Linked DNA regions of Homo sapiens: regions 2, 3, 4, 5 and 6 are each linked to region 1. The links are chromatin contacts, found by Hi-C or POLR2A ChIA-PET in ENCODE. All regions are on one chromosome and are shown on one strand. The core of a region is the stretch at or near the end of the contact, and the rest is flanking DNA. Distances in the headings are between cores, read along the strand shown.

Region 1 (2,828 bases), core at 212-2,711:
ATATACCATTTAATACTCAAAACAAACTTATTGAGAGCTATAGCATTATTATCCTGTTACGTTAATGAGAAAGCCTAGACATAGAGAGGTTATAGGATTGCCCAAGTTCACACAGCTTATAAGTGGAAGAAGGAGGATTTAATTAATCTGTCTGTGCCTAGAACTCATGCTCTTAATCTGTATGCATGGTATTTTAAACACATGAATTAGCAAATCAAAATGCATTAAAATAATATAATTAATAAAAATTCATTACATTATTAATTGCATAAAAACTTTATTATCTACCTACTATTTGCAAGGCACTTTTCTAGGCATTTGGAATAACATGCAGATGAACAATTTTCTTCACTGTTACAGCATATATTCGTGTGTGCACATAAACAATTAACAGATTAATATATAATATATCAAGTGGTGGTAAGTGCCATGGAGAAGAATGAAGCAAGAGAGGGAAATGAATAATGCAGCTAGTTGCAGCTGTTTCAGCAAATGTGGTTGGAGGCCACTCTAGAAAAGGATTTCCAACAGCTCAGAACAAAGTCACACAGAAGATATGTAGATGATGTAAGAAATGTTTTCTTATTAATTAGTAACTCAATTAAAAGGACATGAGCTGATAAAATGCAACAGCAAGCATTTACTAAAGGCTTGTCCAAGCTCAGGCCTAGAGAAAAACAGCAGGAAGTTCTGGGAGGTCATTCTACAAAACATGGCGATGGCTGTTGTAAACTCAGGGAATTGAGCTAAGTGAGCCCTGAAACAGCTGTCCTGCCCAACACTTCTGCCCTGTCCCCGCTCTGTTTCTGGCTGGTTTGCTGAGGTGACCCCCGTTACATGGCCCTGAGCAAGCTCCTCATCTCTCCAATGTGCAGTGTTACTTAGCAAAATGCTGAGAGCAGCACTAACCAGAAAAATCCGGTATCAGCTCCCCCAAAATCAAATATAAGGTCTGTGCAATCCACAGATCAACTCATGTGTGACCCACTAACTTTGCAAGGAAAATGTGCTTTTTATAGCATCTGGGTCAGACTCATTGAGTGGTGCATTGCGTTAAGGATTCATGCATTTCCCCCAGATTTTCTATTGCCCAGGTGGTAGGTTAGGCATTTAGATAATCTGGCTCAATGTTGTCTAAGAGGAAGGTTTTGGGAACACAATACCTAATCCTTGTTACTAAATCTTTATGAGAAAATGGGCTGAGAGAGAGCCACAGAACAAAGTTTTGGTTTGGTGTTTTGATTCCTGAAGCAAGGAGTTCTCTTTTAAGAAAAAAATAATAAATCAAGTGGGCATTGAGTGACATCTACCATCACTAGACTTTCTAAACAAGAATGAAATTCACCTATGGAGGCTGTAGATCTCTTTGCTATGTTCGTGTCTGTCCATGCCTTGCCTTTTTGTGTTTTCTCTTTCATTCTTTCTTTTTCCGTTGATAAATCACTCAATAACCATACACAAACTAGCAAAACCACATCCAGGACAGCTGGTTAACTGATATACCTTGAGGTTTTTGAAAACAAAACAGCTGAACACTTCCTCTGTGCCAAAAGAGAGGAAGTAGAGATTTTCCAGGACCCATTTAATCAGAATGATTTCCTGACTGGGGAGGTAAATTATCTATTCAGTCTTTCCCCTGTTCATCTGCTCAAAGACTATTAAAATATAGATGATATCTCAGAAAAATTAATGCAGATATAAAAGATTATTAAACTAACATTTAATTAACAAAGCAACAGTAGTTTCTATAAGCCACTACCTCTGGAAGGTCGTTTTTATCTCTCCGCTTCCCTGTCTTTGAGGCGATACTGTTCACAACTCTTTTAATGTTTGGATAAAGTCCAAGATGTTGCTGTTGGTATTGCTGAAGGTTAATTCTCAAACTCCATGGTTTGATTTGAGAAGGAAATTGTCAAGACTTCCTCTCTCTCAGGCTGGGTTTGGTTACTGGAACATTTAGGACACTTTGAGCAGCAGGTAACTGAACACCAAAATTAAACAATGCATAAATGCATTAGATTGTGAGCCTGCGAGTTTAGAGATAAGACACTATGTTCTCTGGAGGATTGGCTCAATTCAGTGGTTTTAACTCCACGTTCCTCCAACTCTCTGGACTCATCCTCAAGGCCTAGAGCAAGATGTCTGCAGCCATTCCAGGCCTCAGTTATACCAATGTCCAGAGGGAGAGAGGGTTTCCCCTCCAAAATTTCTCTCAAGAGTGTAGGGGAAGGGCCAGGCTCGGTGGCTCATGCCTGTAATCCCAGAACTTTGGGAGGCCGAGGCAGGCGGATCACCTGAGGTTGGGAGTTCAAGACCAGCCTGACCAACATGGAGAAACCCCCTCTCTGCTAAAAATACAAAAAAAAAAAAAAATAGCCGGGAGTGGTGGTGCATGCGTGTAATCCCAGCTACTTGGGAGGCTGAGGTAGGAGAATCGCTTGAACCCGGGAGGAGGAGGTTGCAGTGAGCCGAGATCGCGCCATTGTACTCCAGCCTGGGCAACAAGAGCGAAACTCCATCTAAAACAAAAGAATGTAGGGGAAAAAACCAATACCCTTTCCTCATCCATCACAAGGGTCATGGCAGATACTCCTATAACAAGAGACAGAGTAACAAGAGAAAAGCATCACAAATTTATTTAACCAAGGTTTACGTGACAGGGGAGCCTTCCAAAGTGAAGACCTGAAGACCCAGGGAAGACTGTGCTTTTGTGCTGAGTCTGATGGAAGAAGTGAACAGTTGCAGAGAAACAGGAAAGGGGTGTGATGTAATGGTAATAAACTTGTAGTGGTGGGAGCTTAGCAAGGCGTGCTTGTTCACATTCCTTT
Region 2 (2,828 bases), core at 155-2,654, 1.8 Mb before region 1:
TATGGAAAACGCACTCATTCCGTTAAATGCCGATACAAACCTGCCTTTTACTACATCTGTCTAAGCAGCGCATTGCTAAGTATAAACTTAAAAAAATTTTTTTTTCTCAAAGACATATCTATTATTTCTTGGCAAATACTATTTGGTGATGTGGTGCAAAAACACAATGGTAAAAAATTTCGGGGTATTTGTAAGTTTTCTGGAGAGTTGCAGGCCCCTTTCCTTTTGAAAGTTTAGAGCTCCAATACCCTCAATTCTACTGGCAGAATTAGGATGGACTTAGAGGGTCCTAAACGTGACCGATTCACTAAGGCGGGGGGGGGGGGGGGCTACAGCTTGCAGCAACGTGCTCTGCAACTTAATCCTACGCTAAAAGAGGGCAGAGAGCGAAAAAGAATGGAATACAAACTCTCCCGACATCCGTAGTTACTTTCAAGGTGGATTGTGTATTTTAAGGCTGATGGGAACGTCTGGTTTGTGGAGCAAAAAGAAGAGAAGGTAAGTGTTTGTCCTTGTATCCACCAGTTCGTAGAGAAACAATGAAAGAACAAAGGGAACCACTTCCCCATCTGAACATTTTCTGTATCTCCCTCCGTTTCAAGCCAAAAAGCTTGGGAAGGGATTCGCTTTACTCTACCTTAAGTAGTGGTTGCTGGCTTGTTGAACTAAGAATGAGAAAAAAGTTGAGAGGCAGATATAGACTAAATAATAATAAAAAAGGCTTGCTGTGGCGGATCTCCACCGCGCCAGTGTCAGCAACTTGCAGCAGAAGTTGCTCAATGCACGGAGGCAAAGCCCAAGAAATACCCTTTGCACACCAGATTTCGAACTCAGTCATTTAAATAGACTTTCTTGCTGTTTGAAGGGGTTTCTGCGCACAAAATGTGTAGGTAGTGGCTATGGGAGAGATGTACTATTTAGGTCGAAAAATGATCTCATGGCTATCTGGAAAAGAATTTTTAAAAAGGAAAGGGGATTCAAGTATCACGTTACTGTTTGCTAATAGAAGAAATGGCAGCACTGGCTGGGAAAGGAGAGGGATTCGTATTGAAATGCATTTGCTTTGGGGTACGCTGGTTATCCGCAAGTCTGGCTTTGTGGGTCTGCGTGGCTGAATAAGTGACCAAGTGCCTTCGGCATTATATAAACGGATCGATGTGTGCGGGAGTCCCCAAAGCCGTCGAGCACGTGAAACGCGACTTTTTACTGCCCTCCAAGCGGCGACCAAGCCCCGCTCCACCCCACCCCGCCTCAAAATCCGTATATTACCTGCCCTGTTACAGTGACACATGTTTATGTTTATAGTCCTGGTTTGTAGTAGTGTCAAGAACCGCAGCAAGAGGAAGGGGAGGAGAGAGGAGAGGGAGGAGTAAATTCAACCACCCCCACTTGTTGTTAAAGCAAATTTACTGCGTTATTGCAAGCTCAGGACGGGGGGCTGGGATGAGAGTTGAGAGGAAGGGTTGAGTTGGGAAGTGTGTTGGCGGTGGAAGGTGGGGGTGGGGTTAAGAGCTCCGCAATGGAGCTCCTCTCCCCAGCAGCCCAGGAAAAGCAGCTCGGTCAATAGGGGAGCATGCTGGCGCGGTCGAAAACAAAAAGGTTCCTCCTGCTCGCTGCGTTCACGTGGGGGGCTCTGCACGCGGGGCTCCAGGGCCGTGACCCCTGACCCCGGCTCCTCTCCGCGCTCTCCGGTGCCGCGCGGCCACTTTTTACCCAGGATCCCTCGCGCGGGCCGCGCTCGTGCCGAGCTGGAGTCCTTCCTAATCCTCCATTCCCGGCTCTCGCTCCCCGCCCCCGCCGCCAGCCCCGGGGGAGGATTCTCCGGCGGGGAACCCCCGCCCCACCCCCACCCCGACTGCCCCGGCGGAGTCGGCCGCAGCGAGTCCGCGCGGGGCGGGGAGGGCCGGGCCGGGCCTCCCCTACCGCGCCGGGCCTGCGAGGGAGGGGAGGGACGGGGAGCCGAGGGGAGGGGGCGCCGGCCTCCCGGCTCAGCTGCCCCACTGAGGCCTGGACCTGTTGACTGCGATTGGCCCGCCTCATCCCGCGCCCTCTCTCTGCTCGCAGCGGCCCCAGCCCTTCCGCGGCGTCGCGGGGAGGAAATGGGGATGGCTGTCCTCCTCTCCGCCTCCTTCTAACTTTCCTTTTTTTATTTGGGTGTGTTGGGGGGGGTGCTGAGAAAGCCCAGGCAACTCCACCGCCGCCCCATCCTGCCTCCGAAAGTCTCGTCACGCCCGACCCGCCGCCGCCCTCCCAGCCCCCATGACTTAAAACCGCCTCCCCTCCTCGCAGCGGCGCCCCGGCCCGGAGCCCGAGAGCCCTCGACGCCCCCGCCGCGCCTCCCCCGCCTGGCCTGGCCCAGCGGCGTCCCCAGCGAATTGTGTCGCTTTTCTGCCCTGGAAGCTCCCTCGGCCACGTTCCACTTTTTTTCCCAGTCCCAGGAGGCGTAAGATAAAACCTCTGATTTGCTGCGTGCTGCCGGGCACATTCTCTGCCCTCTCGTCCGAAGGACGAGTTTAAAATGGAGAGTTTAAAATAATAGCATTTACAGGAGGAAATAAAGAGCGAGGAGATGGTTCTTTGGCCGGTTTTAAGACATACATGCTTTTTTTTTCTTTTAATACAAGATGTCTTAAGGGTTAAAAGCGTTCTAGGGTTTGCTGTATTTCCTTCTAGATTTGGGGTTTCCTGAGGAAATCTTTTCCGGAGGGAAATAGCAAATCAACATTAAGATGGAAGCGAGACTTCTCAGCCACTTTTGGAAATGAAGGGGGAAATTGTAAAAATACATTCAGAAAAGGGCGCGAAGGCGGCGGCTGAGGGGAAGAAGC
Region 3 (2,828 bases), core at 131-2,630, 1.5 Mb after region 1:
TGTTTGCAAGCCAGTTAGTTTGGAAATTTTAGTTCCTACATTTTGTACATGTTTATATTTAGAATTAAAAAATAAATAACCTGGGTAAGTACTGTTTACAAAGACTTGGGCCGAACATTTTATATAAATAAAAATCTATGCATAAAGCTTGTACCTAAAAAGGAAGAGCTCTGTTTCCCAGGCATGACCCTACGAAAGGAGACTATTTTGTGGTAACTTGTCGCTAACAGGTGTTTGCAATTAGATTTTGAAATTTGTGGGTCTGAATATGGAACCTGAAACTGTCAAAGTACAAAGCAAGTACAACTCAGAATCATATTATAGCATCGGAAATGTGTCTAGTTTTCTCGAATTTTTCAGAATCATATGCTTCAGACATCATTACAAATCTAACAGAAAATTGTGTCTTGGTTCCTATATGTATGTGTATCACAAGCCACAATTATAATTCCTCTGTTTCTCACATGGCCAGATCATGCTCTTGTTTCTTGTTTTTTGAATGGCAGAGCAGGGTAACATCAAGTCAATAAGAAAAAAGGAACTTGCAACTATGTAAGAAAGAAACTAAGTGGGTGTTTCTTTGTTGGCAGAATGTCAGCAATTAAGGGTGAAGGAACCCAGCAGGCCTGAGAGAGTGTAATAAAAATAGAAATTATAGATGGAAAGTCTCATTTAAAGAGAAATGACCACCACCACCTCACTTACTAACATACCCTAAAATGTTTTTTATTTTAAAGGCTGAAACAGGAATGTAATCCCAGCACTTTGGGAGGCCAAAGCGAGAGAATTGCTTGAGTCCAGCAGTGTGAAACCAGCCTGGGCAACATAGCAAGACTCTGTCTCTACAGAAAGTTAAAAAAAAAATTGGCCAGGCATAGTGGTACATGTCTGTAGTCCCAGCTACTCAGGAGGCTGAGGCGAAAGGATCGCTTGAGCCTGGTAGGAGGAGGCTGCAGTGAGCTGTGATTTCGCCACTGCACTCCATCCTGGGTGACAAAGAAAGACCCAGTCTCAAATAAGTAAGTAAATAGATAAATAGAGGCTGAAACAAAGCGACTTCATTTCTAATCTTTCACATGATTTTATACTAGTCATGCAGAGAATCTCTTACTGTTGTGTTGGCTCACTCTGCATTTGCAGTGAATTTCTCTTCCAGAACATGCATGAACAGCCAACTCCCCAACCACAGATGGTCTAAATGCACGGTGACTGCCACAGGTATCCACCCACAAGGGCCAAAGCCCCTTGCTGCAATTCCTGCACCCTTTATCTAAGGCGTGGTTGGTTGTTAGGAGGTGGTGGAGAACAGAGTGAAGGGGTGTGTCCTGGTGACGATCCCTGCACAGCTGCAGTGGTTACTGGCAGTGAAAACTGCTGCAGCAAAGGGAGGGAAAGAAGGAAACTGATGGCTCATAGCAATCAATGGATTACTCATCAAAGCTGCCTCATTGCTGGATGGAGGAGGGAGGTGATTATCCAGGATTTTTTTTTTTTCTCCTTAATCTTCCAACTGCTCTTTTGCAAAGCAGCAATCCACATTCTAGTTAGGCATTAATCTCTGCCTGGTTAGTTTGGCCAACTCATAGAGCTGTGGACGGATGCCAATGACTCACTATTACAGGGCCCCACTTTATTTTTATCTGCTCCAGGGCCACAGACTGTAACCTTCAGTACAGTTGATCATCTTGAAAAGGTGCATGTCATTGGAACCTTGAGCAGGAATGAATTCTAGGAAATGTGTAGTTCAGGCCTTTTGCAAAGGAAAGACCCAGTCAACTTCTGTCCAAGATCTGGTGGTTTGGTGGAGTACATCAGAACCAAGACTAGAATCTCCTCCTCATAAATTCCATTGCAGTGCAAACTGTCTTAGGAAAGGCGATTTTTCTAGGTGCTCCAGAGAAAGTTGACTTTTATATTTTTCTTCAAACTTAGAGCAAAGAGAATGACAAATTCAGAGAACTGTCTTTTCTCATCACCCAGTGACAAGGTAACAAGAAGGAAAGTAAAATGGACTCTAACAAGATTACAGTTAGATTTCCTTCTTCCTCATTGCCTTGATACTCTGACATAATTATTGGTTTGGATATTTATTCATTTATTCTTTTGTCAAATATCTGCTGATTTTAAGAAGGTCGTGAAAGACTGAGTTAGATTATTTGGCTCAAGTTTTCTCCTGTGAATTTAATAAGAAAATATAGGGGCCAGATGCAGTGGCTCATGCCTGTAATCCCAGCACTTTGGGAGGCCAAGGCGGGTGGATCACCTGAGGTCACGAGTTCGAGACTAGCCTGGCCAACATAGTGAAACCCCATCTCTACTAAAGATACAAAAAATTAGCTGGGTGTGGTGGCAGGCACCTGTAATCCCAGCTATTCAGGAGGCTGAGACAGGAGAATCACTTGAACCTGGGAGGCAGAGGTTGCAGTGAGCTGAGATCGTGCCTGAGATCGTGAGCGCTCCAGCCTGGGTGACAGGAGTGAAACTGCATCTCAAGAAAAAAAGTAAGAAAAAAGAAAATATAGGGATTGTTGTGAGAAAACATGTTTGCACCTTTTACTAAGGTGCATTTACTAAGTAAATTATTTATTAGGCATCCCCTATAAAGTGAAGACTAATAAAGCCAACGATTGGTAATGTTCTATTTGTTAACTGGTAATGATTATACACAAGGTTGTTCGCTTGGTGGAAAATTCATTAAGCTGAACATTCATGATGTGGACACTTTTCTGAATGTATATTGCACTTCAATTCAAAGTTTTTAAAAGGTGCCAAGTATAGGAAGAAATTAATAGGCACAGCCCTAGTTCCTAAGAAGCTTCTATTTTAAT
Region 4 (2,828 bases), core at 187-2,686, 1.4 Mb before region 1:
TTTCACCCCATAAGCCTGAAATCAGCGAAATGTTATCTTCTCCTTCGCACAAGGCTTCAGGTAGAGACTGGATATCTACCCTCACTCAACCACCCTCAATGGTAGAACTAAAAAGCAACAAATGGATTTTACAAGTTAATGTCTTAAGCTATAGAAGAAAACGAAATGAAACAAAAGGAAAAGGGGAAAAAAAAACCCATTCCTACATTACTGACCGGGGGCTTCTCTTCCAATCGCATCCCAAGTCCTTTGCTGCTCAAAAAACTTAACACCTCCAACCTGGTTAGACGCTTCAAATTCCTCCAGATTTCTAAACTGCGAAAGCGAAACAAACATCTACCTAACAGGCTAAAAAGATGACGAAGTACAAAGTAAGAAAAACTTTTGCAACACAGACACTGGCCACAGTGCATTCCTACTTTCCCAGAAGGGAAGAGGAGGGGAGGCAGCTGAAATAAGAATAAGGATGAGGTAAGTATCGGTGGAAGATGACAGTTTAGGGTGAGAAGCGGCTGCTCTTTCTCACATTCAGGGGGACAGGAAGGCAAAAGGTAGGTGTTAAATTAAAAAAAAAAAAAAGTCTACCCACACCACTCTTCGTTCTTCCTCCAGCACAGCTGGAGGGGGAAGGCTCTTCCCCAGAACGCCGGAGCAGAGAGAAGGCATCGCCACCCTAGGCTAGTGGCGCCGTCCAGCCTGTCACTGGGGCTGGGACTAGAAAAGTTGAAGCAGGAGTAAAGATCTGGGGAAGACGGACACGTCCTTCCAAGGCTGAGGACCCCGGTGACCCGAGCTGAGGGCAGCCAGAGCCCGGGGTGACCAAGCCCTGCCCTACGTGTCCGGCTGTCTCTGAGGAACCGGGTCGCCTGACGCCTGCCCTGGCCCCTCTCCGCCCGGCCCCGCGCGCCTCCTTGCTTACCTGCTGCACCCCGAGGAACTGGTAGAAGTTGAGCTGCACCTCCTCCACTAAGTCAAACAACTCCAGGTCTCCGCTCTCCCAGCCGCGCGCCGGCGCCACGGCGGCCAGCAGCAGCAGCAGCAGCCACAGCAGCGGCGTCCGCGGCGGCGGCGGCGGGAACGGCACCAGCCCGAGCTGGCGGCGTCCAGGAAGCTGCGCCGGCTGGGAGCAAGGAGCCGTCATCGCGCTGGGCTCGGAAAGGTCACCCGCCGCGCAGCTCCGTTGGCCGAGAGCTGGGACGTGGCGGGCGGCGCTGGCTGTGGGGAACAGCGCCTGTCAGTGAAAAGCGCGGGCAGGCGCACCGGAGCGGCCCGCCAGGTGGCTGGCCCCAGACAGAGCGCGGAGGCGGCGGGAGCCGGCTGCCGGACGGGCGGGTGGGTAGGCGGGCGGGGCCGCAGCCAGCGCTACGTTCCGAAGACCCTCGCCCCCAGGCCTACACACAGCTGTAGAGGCAGCGCCCGGCGCCTGGGCTGCACAGTGGGTGAGGCTTCCCTTCGCCTCAGCCTATCCCAGGCCTCGCTTCCGGTGACATCATGTCTCCTAGCAACCGCGGGAAGGGGGCGTGGCCGGAAGCCTGGACGCCTGGCGCCCCAGATCTGGGCCTGGGTGAAATGCCTCTCAATCACTGGCGCGCACGGAGCAGCTGTACCTGCGCCCACATGGGCTGAGAGACAGGGACGGTTATAGCCATCTCGCGTCCATCTGGAACGCCCCACGTGGACTTCCCCTGAAATAGCTACTGTCTTCCTCTCCCCTAGCTATCGAACACTAAAAGCATATTTGAAGCCTGATTAATTGATTATGGCTTCCATGCATTTAATTAGTCCATCAGCAAAGAAGACAGGACAAGTTGAACCAGGTTCTAAAAGGGGCAAATCTAGTAAGTAGAGAGAGGTAGAGCAGAAAAGGAATTGAAACCAAAACAAAAAGTATACTTCTAATTATGAATTAAGATTTACAGGCATAATACCATAAAATGACCTGGTAGAATTAACAGTTAATAATGGTGACTCAATCATAGTTGGAGGAGAAATGTAGTTTATCCACCTTAGCCCACCTCCAGTTGGGGTTCCTTTGAAAACAGACCTCAATTGAGATGTTTCTGTTTTAAAAGACAGGCTAAAAACCTCCTCTCCCATAACAATGTCTCACCTTCTAGTCTTGCATTGCTTCTGTTCAAGCTCTTTTCAAGTTATTTTCTCCACCACAATTCTCTTGTGTGGACTTTATTATTGTGTGCTTAGCACAATGCATAGCACATGAGAGCACTCAATTAGTTGAACTGAATCCTGTGACTACCTCCCTACCACCATTCCCCCTACCACAGATTTTTAGTTTATTTATTTATTTATTTAGAGACGGAGTTTTGCTCTTGTTGCACAGGCTGGAGTGCAATGACACCATCTCGGCTCACTGCAACCTCTGCCTCCCACGTTCAAGCAATTCTCCTGGCTCAGCCTCCCGAGTAGCTAGGATTACAGACTCCTGCCACCATGCCTGGCTAATTTTTTGTATTTTTAGTAGAGACGGGGTTTCACCGTGTAGGCCAGATTGGTCTCAAACTCCTGACCTCACATGATGTGATCTACCCACCTCAGCCTCCCAAACTGCTGGGATTACAGGCATGAGCCACCACCCCCAGCCTAGTTTATTTTTGGTTATATCAGTTTTCTTAAAGTGAACGTCATCTTTACCAAGTCCCTAAATTAGGTTACTGTTTATTCAATGAACAAAACATCGAAATAAGATGAAATTAATGATCTTAAGCACTACTTTTACATATTATAGTAACATTCATCTTTTCTCCTAATTTGATCATTAGATTAAGTGCAATAAAACCTTTGAAACTGGTGCCATATTGCCACAAATC
Region 5 (2,828 bases), core at 223-2,722, 1.2 Mb before region 1:
CTAGATGGCAACATTCTATGTACAATAGGTAATTTATTTGTGGTTTTATTTCAAAAACTTAGAATATTTGTTTGAAATATATAATTCTCATCATTGGTAGTTTGGCACATAAAACTCTTCTAAAAATATAGGTTAGACATATACAATGAAGACTGAGGAAGGACAGGATTTTAGTGAAAAGTTGCAATAATTTATAAATTGTGCTAATACAATTAAACGGAGTATAAATCTTCAGAAATTTTAACTTGATTTTCAAAACACTGGAAGTTTAATCAAGAATCACGAGTACTTCTTGCCCTATGTGCACTCCATCTCTGTTTTGCCAAAATCCACATAATCAAAATTTTTTATGATTTTCCTTAAGACTATTTTATCGAGATCAAAAACTAAGTAAGTACACTTGAGCTTCAAGTCTAAAACACAAAACTTGTGCGCTGCATCATTTTACCTTGACTCAGCCAATCAGAATCCAATGTTGCCTGGGAAACCCTCTCACGCTTATTACAATAACAATTCTGTTGCTTGATTTTTAAAGCAATAAATACATACTCAGAAATTATTTATATATATATGTATGTGTATATATATATTTTTTTGTTTTGAGACGGAGTCTCGCTCTGTTGTTCAGGCTGCAGTGCAGTGGTGCAATCTTGACTCACTGCAACCTTCGCCTCCTGGGTTCAAGTGATTCTCCTGCCTCAGCCTCCTGAGTATCTGAGATTATAGGTGCGTGCCACCACGCCCAGCTAATTTTTCTATTTTTAGTAGAGATAGGGTTTCACCAGTGCAAAAACTTATCATCCTGGTTTCTTTTCCCTGATCAGTATGAGAAGGCACAAAGGAATAAAGAGAACTGCTTCACTTTCATACTGTTCTCATATTCATTTCTTATGTGCCAAGAACTTTGGTAATATAAAGAAAGACAAAGAGGAAAAAACATATCCTCTGCTTTTTCTGTATATCCTGCACACCATACATTTCATTACACACCAATGTGTTTGTCAGATTCAACTGCATTGTTATTTTTTATCTTCCTTGGTATACGCAAGAAAAATGGAAACAAAACTTAATGGAAAACAGAAAACTGTAATAAATGACAAAAGCAGATACTACGTTGGCTACATTCTCTGACTACACCATGATATAACCATAAATTCGTAAAATTAACTTTGGAAAAAACAACCACTTGAAAAAGGTTAAATATTAAGTCTCTCCTAAATAACTTCTAAGTCAAAAAGCAAGCAACAAATACAGACTATTTAGAAAATAATGTAAAGAGGAGTAACTAGGTGTATTAGTCCGTTCTCACACTGCTGTAAATATACTACCCGAGACTGAGTAATTTATAAGGAAAGGAGGTTTAATTGACTCACAGTTCTGCATGGCTGGGAAGGCCTCAGGAAACTACAAGCATGGCTGAAGGAGGAGAAGCAAGCACCTTCCTCACAGGGCAGCAGGACCTAGAGAAAGAGCAAGGACGAGGGGAACTGCCAGATGCTTTTAAACCGTCAGATCTCGTGAGAACTCACTCACCATCACGAGAACTGCATGAGGGAAATCCACCCCCATGATCCAATCACCTCCTACCAGTCCCTGCCTCAACAGTTGGGATTACAATTCAAGGTGAGATTTAGGTGGACACAGCCAAACCATGTAACTGCATAGCAAAATCTCTGTCGTTTAAATATAAATCTTAATGACTTTGCTGTTTTTTAAAAAATTAAAGTATACAAAGCAAATGTGTAACAAAAAAGAAAAAAACAACAACAATGACCTAAAAAGACAGGAAGAAATAATACATATAAAAGGAAAAATAATAAGAAAAGAAACCACTCCTAGGAGACTTGTGCCATGGATACTATGGCCCCTCACCCAGTCCCCCTTCAGGTTCAAGGCTGTTGCTGGGAGTAATTATTGGCTGTTGATGGCTCACAGCTGAATCCATTTTCTGGAATTGACCTTGGTTAAAGGAAGTTGCCTCAATACATTTATGTCTCTTCTTCAAGGGTAGCCCACAATCCAATGACTGAATTCAATGCAGCGATTCAAAGACCCAGCCCTGGTGCCTTGGATTGGTACATCTCTGAATGCTCTTTCAGCCTCAATGCTCCCCCTGGAGCCAGCTGAGGCTACTGATGCAGCTGCATTTCAGTTTGGCTTTTTCCTCTGCTCAGTACTATTTTCTCCCTGGCTTCCTCAAAGGAGTTGTTTCTGAGAGCACTCTTCAATAAACTGTACATGCAAATCTCAGAGTCTCCGGGCATCTGACCTGCAGCAGCTAGTGCTGGAAGTGATCCTAGGAAAGTGGCTTTAAAATGAGACCGCAGGCACAGCCAGATCACCCACTGGCAGGCAGGTACTGAAGACCCATCACTGGGGATAGATGGAGCATGGATACCTCTGGCATGAGACAGTGGTGCAAGTATTAAAACATTCCCGGTGTGAGCTGGCGTTGGATACCAGTAAAAGGGAATGCACTGGCAGGTGCAGTATCAGGATTTTGAGAGCTAGAGAAAGTGGTAATTACAAGGATTAGGGAATTGGCTGCTGCTGACAACAGTGGATGCCCTAGAGGAAGACAACAAAAGGCTGAGGTTAATTAATCACCAATTAAAGGCAAGCAGCAAAGTCAGACAGCCTCTTCCACACCATATAAAGAGATTCTCATCTTCTATGAGCCAACACCAAAAGAGGCTAAGAATCAAGCCCGAGCCTCAACAATAAGAGTAACAGAGCTTCGGAAGAGGTTGAATGAGGAGAGGGCCTTGTTGGGAAGAAGTTGACCTTAAGGCATGGCATGGTGGCATCCTGAATTCCCACATTCTCCC
Region 6 (2,828 bases), core at 117-2,616, 1.1 Mb after region 1:
CCACATGAATGCCCAATACAATGTATCAGAATTACTTTTAGTTAATTGTTATATTTCTTTCTAATCTCATCTATACATACCACTAGTAAATCTATTGAGATATTCTAGTTAGATCTTTAAATGTTTCATTTTAAAGGTTATTTATATATCTCCTAACCATTTTTTGCATGTCACCAAGCATGTTTTTAAAATACCTATGTAAATACCTTTGCTGTTTTCAAAGAAATGTACTCAACTTTTTATGAATTTAAATAAATTTTACATTTTCTTTTTACTAATATTATTTATCCTTCTGGACAGTTCTATACTCTCTAGAATATTTTATTTTATTTTATTTTACTTTATTTTATTGGAGACAGAGAGTCTTGCTGTGTCGCCCAGGTTGGAGTACTGTGGTGTATTCTTGGCTCACTGCAACCTCCGCCTCCCAGGCTCAAGCAATTCGTGTGCCTCAGCCTCCTGAGTAGCTGGATTACAGGCGCATGCACTGCGCCTGGCTAATTTTTGTATTTTTTTATAGAGACAGGGTTTTGCCATGTTGCCCAAGCTGGTCTCAAACTCCTGGCCTCAAGTGATCCGCCCACCTCAGCCTCCCAAAATGTTGGGATTATAGGCGTGAACCACTGCACCGAGACCCTAGAATCTTAATGTCCCTTTTTACACTCCTGCCAAAAAGAGGAAAGCTTCTGCTGGTTAATTGGGATCGTAGTCCCCCAGATAAAGATGTACTCTGAAGGTGGCTAAGGAAGGAAAAGAGAACAGGGAATAGTGACTGACCTAGTTAGGACTGTTGTTCATACCAAGAGGGTTCTAGATATTATATTGATTGATTGATTGATTGAGACAGAGTCTCACTTTGTCACCCAGGCTGGAGTGCAGTGGTATTATCTCGGCTCACTGCAACCTCCACCTCCCGGGTTCAAGCAATTCTCCTGCCTCAGCCTCCCGAGTAGCTAGGACTACAGGTGCATGCCACCATGCCCAGCTAATTTTTGTATTATTAGTAGAGAGGGGGTTTTGCCACGTTGGCCAGGCTGGTCTCGAACTCCTGACCTCAAGTGATCCGCCTGCCTCGGCCTCCCAAAGTGCTGGGATTACAGGCCTGAGCCACTGTGCCCAGGCAGTTCTACATATTTTAAATATTTTTCTGGAATTAATAACAATAATGACAACAGTACCTACCATTTGTTGTATGTGATTTGCCTTGGACACTGTGTAATGCTTTATAAACAGTGGCATATTTGAGTCGATGTGATGAATTTATCTCGATGTTTGTTTTGGTTGGTTATTGCATTGTGTAATCTGATTATGTGGAGAATTTGCCCACATATCCGCTGCTCGCTGAGCCAGTCCCTCCTGTATTTTATGACCTGTGAAGCCCTGTGCTGCTTCCTGCTGAGCCATACTTTGCTTTTTATTGAGCCCTGAATTGTGAAGGCAGAGTGAGAGAGGTATTTATAGAGGATCCGTGTCGCTCTCCTGCAAAACCTGTGTCACGCGGTTGCCCAGCCTCCCTGGAATGAGCATCAGTCAGGTGTATTATCATGCAATGACCTTGGGACTGTTCCTTCTGGTCTAAAGCACTGAGCACCTGAGTCATGAGGGTGTCCAATGAGCAGGGAGGTCCTCATGGGCTGGAGCATCAGGGCAGGGGCCATGCAGAGCAGACGCACCTGGAGCCTGACCTCGAACCTTCATATGGATCCCCAAGAACTAGCACATGGGGAGAGAGACCCTGGAGTGAGGACAGCATCAGGATATCACAAGTTAGGTTTAGAGAAGGGAGAACAGATTAGCCTATCATAATGGGAGCTCTGTGTGTGTTTTGGGAGGGGAGTAGAGAGGAAGTGGAGATAAAATTGTAATTGTGAGGGAGGAGCCTGCATACTCCAGGGGGCCCAGAAATAGCCCCTATAGGAGCCAAGAGGCCAATTCCGTGGTGCCCAGGTCATGTATTCAAAAAGGGCTCCCTTTTGTTGCTACATATTAGCACCTTATTTGCACTTCTCATTGGTCACTTTCATTATGAAATCCACTTGTCTATGTAAAACTTGCAGGGCAGGGATTCTACACCGCTGGATCCTTCCAGGAGCAAGATAAGGAAGCCATGGGAGTCCCACTGGTTGTTCCTGCATTCTTATCTACGAAGTTTAAGAAAGAAGGTGCCCTCTCCATGGCGCTTGGGAGTTTCCATGGAACTTGGGGGCTTCTTTAGAACTGTATCCTAGAATAACCCCAGGCACTTACCAAGTGCTTGGTAAATACTCTTTACTACATGCAGTGAATTTTTGTGATAAAGAAGCAGTTAGTTTGTATCCTGTGCATTAGGCTCTGTTTCATTTTCAACCTTCTCCTGGTGCCTCTACTATCCCTACTGTCTTCCACATCATCCACATCATGGGGTCTCTTGGCTGCTCATCTTGGTTCTTGCCATTCAAGCCCCCACCTCTTTCCTCGGGTCCCTCCCTCATCCACCCTCCAACCATTTATACCCTTCTTCTCTGTCACATCTCCTGGAAGTCAGGATAGGGACTGTGGGCTCCTGTGACCTCACCAATAGAACTTGAAGAATGGATGGAGCCTGTCTCTCCTTCCCTCAGTTATTTGGAGAATCTCAGTGGTCATTTCCCCACTGCACCTTGACCAAAGCAAAAATATATGAAATCATCATATCCTGAGTTATTTTTTTTTTTATTCTACTCCCTTGCTAAACACAGTAACATAGTTGCAAATTACAGTTGACCATTGAACAAGGTGGGAGTTAGGGATGCTAAGTCCCCCACACACAGTAAAAAAAAAAATCAGTGTAGAGGCCAGGTGCAGTGGCT

Evidence for each region. Hi-C counts contacts between places; a loop is a spot of excess contacts on that map. ChIA-PET counts read pairs that join two places held with the same protein, here RNA polymerase II (POLR2A). Pooled maps may share reads with other maps.
Region 2: a pooled map shows a loop between it and region 1 (5-fold over the local background). The contact joins the promoter of SKIDA1 here to the enhancer-like site in region 1. A Hi-C loop is called at or near these places in 4 of 37 single-sample maps with no recorded cell type and 9 of 50 pooled maps. POLR2A ChIA-PET finds 5 or more read pairs at or near these places in 2 of 52 experiments (CD4-positive, alpha-beta T cell and naive thymus-derived CD4-positive, alpha-beta T cell).
Region 3: a map with no recorded cell type shows a loop between it and region 1 (8-fold over the local background). The contact joins two enhancer-like sites. A Hi-C loop is called at or near these places in 7 of 37 single-sample maps with no recorded cell type and 5 of 50 pooled maps.
Region 4: a pooled map shows a loop between it and region 1 (4-fold over the local background). The contact joins the promoter of DNAJC1 here to the enhancer-like site in region 1. A Hi-C loop is called at or near these places in 7 of 37 single-sample maps with no recorded cell type and 6 of 50 pooled maps.
Region 5: a map with no recorded cell type shows a loop between it and region 1 (2.9-fold over the local background). The contact joins the promoter of EBLN1 here to the enhancer-like site in region 1. A Hi-C loop is called at or near these places in 2 of 37 single-sample maps with no recorded cell type and 4 of 50 pooled maps.
Region 6: a loop to region 1 is called in a map of naive thymus-derived CD4-positive, alpha-beta T cell, with 4 times the contacts of the local background. The contact joins two enhancer-like sites. A Hi-C loop is called at or near these places in 1 of 168 maps with a recorded cell type or tissue (naive thymus-derived CD4-positive, alpha-beta T cell), 1 of 37 single-sample maps with no recorded cell type and 9 of 50 pooled maps.

Annotation. Positions count from the first base shown.
Region 1 is chr10:23,367,535-23,370,362 of GRCh38, forward strand. No RefSeq gene overlaps it. Among named protein-coding and RNA genes, the nearest start is that of C10orf67, 24 kb to the left of the region's middle. Within about 2 kb of position 1,462, at least 4 of the 41 ENCODE cell types and tissues checked have a DNase peak (open chromatin) inside an H3K27ac peak, as active enhancers do; they include CD4-positive, alpha-beta T cell, where a contact is called at or near this core.
Region 2 is chr10:21,524,278-21,527,105 of GRCh38, forward strand. SKIDA1 (SKI/DACH domain containing 1) reads right to left here and starts at 1,405. Exons shown (of 4, transcript NM_207371.4): 1 at 1,270-1,405. RefSeq lists enhancers at 797-1,440, 1,441-2,084 and silencers at 1,740-2,159, 2,280-2,429.
Region 3 is chr10:24,900,716-24,903,543 of GRCh38, forward strand. The region is part of intron 3 of PRTFDC1 (phosphoribosyl transferase domain containing 1); the gene reads right to left. Among named protein-coding and RNA genes, the nearest start is that of PRTFDC1, 50 kb to the right of the region's middle. Within about 2 kb of position 1,381, at least 19 of the 41 ENCODE cell types and tissues checked have a DNase peak (open chromatin) inside an H3K27ac peak, as active enhancers do.
Region 4 is chr10:22,002,294-22,005,121 of GRCh38, forward strand. DNAJC1 (DnaJ heat shock protein family (Hsp40) member C1) reads right to left here and starts at 1,437. Exons shown (of 12, transcript NM_022365.4): 1 at 920-1,437. The coding sequence starts at 1,141. RefSeq lists a silencer at 1,071-1,440 and enhancers at 1,101-1,601, 1,481-1,530, 1,561-1,690.
Region 5 is chr10:22,216,543-22,219,370 of GRCh38, forward strand. It overlaps EBLN1 (endogenous Bornavirus like nucleoprotein 1), which reads right to left and starts at 1,473. Exons shown (of 3, transcript NM_001394757.1): 1 at 1,374-1,473.
Region 6 is chr10:24,468,790-24,471,617 of GRCh38, forward strand. All of the region lies in intron 5 of KIAA1217, which reads left to right. Among named protein-coding and RNA genes, the nearest start is that of MIR603, 190 kb to the left of the region's middle. Within about 2 kb of position 1,367, at least 8 of the 41 ENCODE cell types and tissues checked have a DNase peak (open chromatin) inside an H3K27ac peak, as active enhancers do.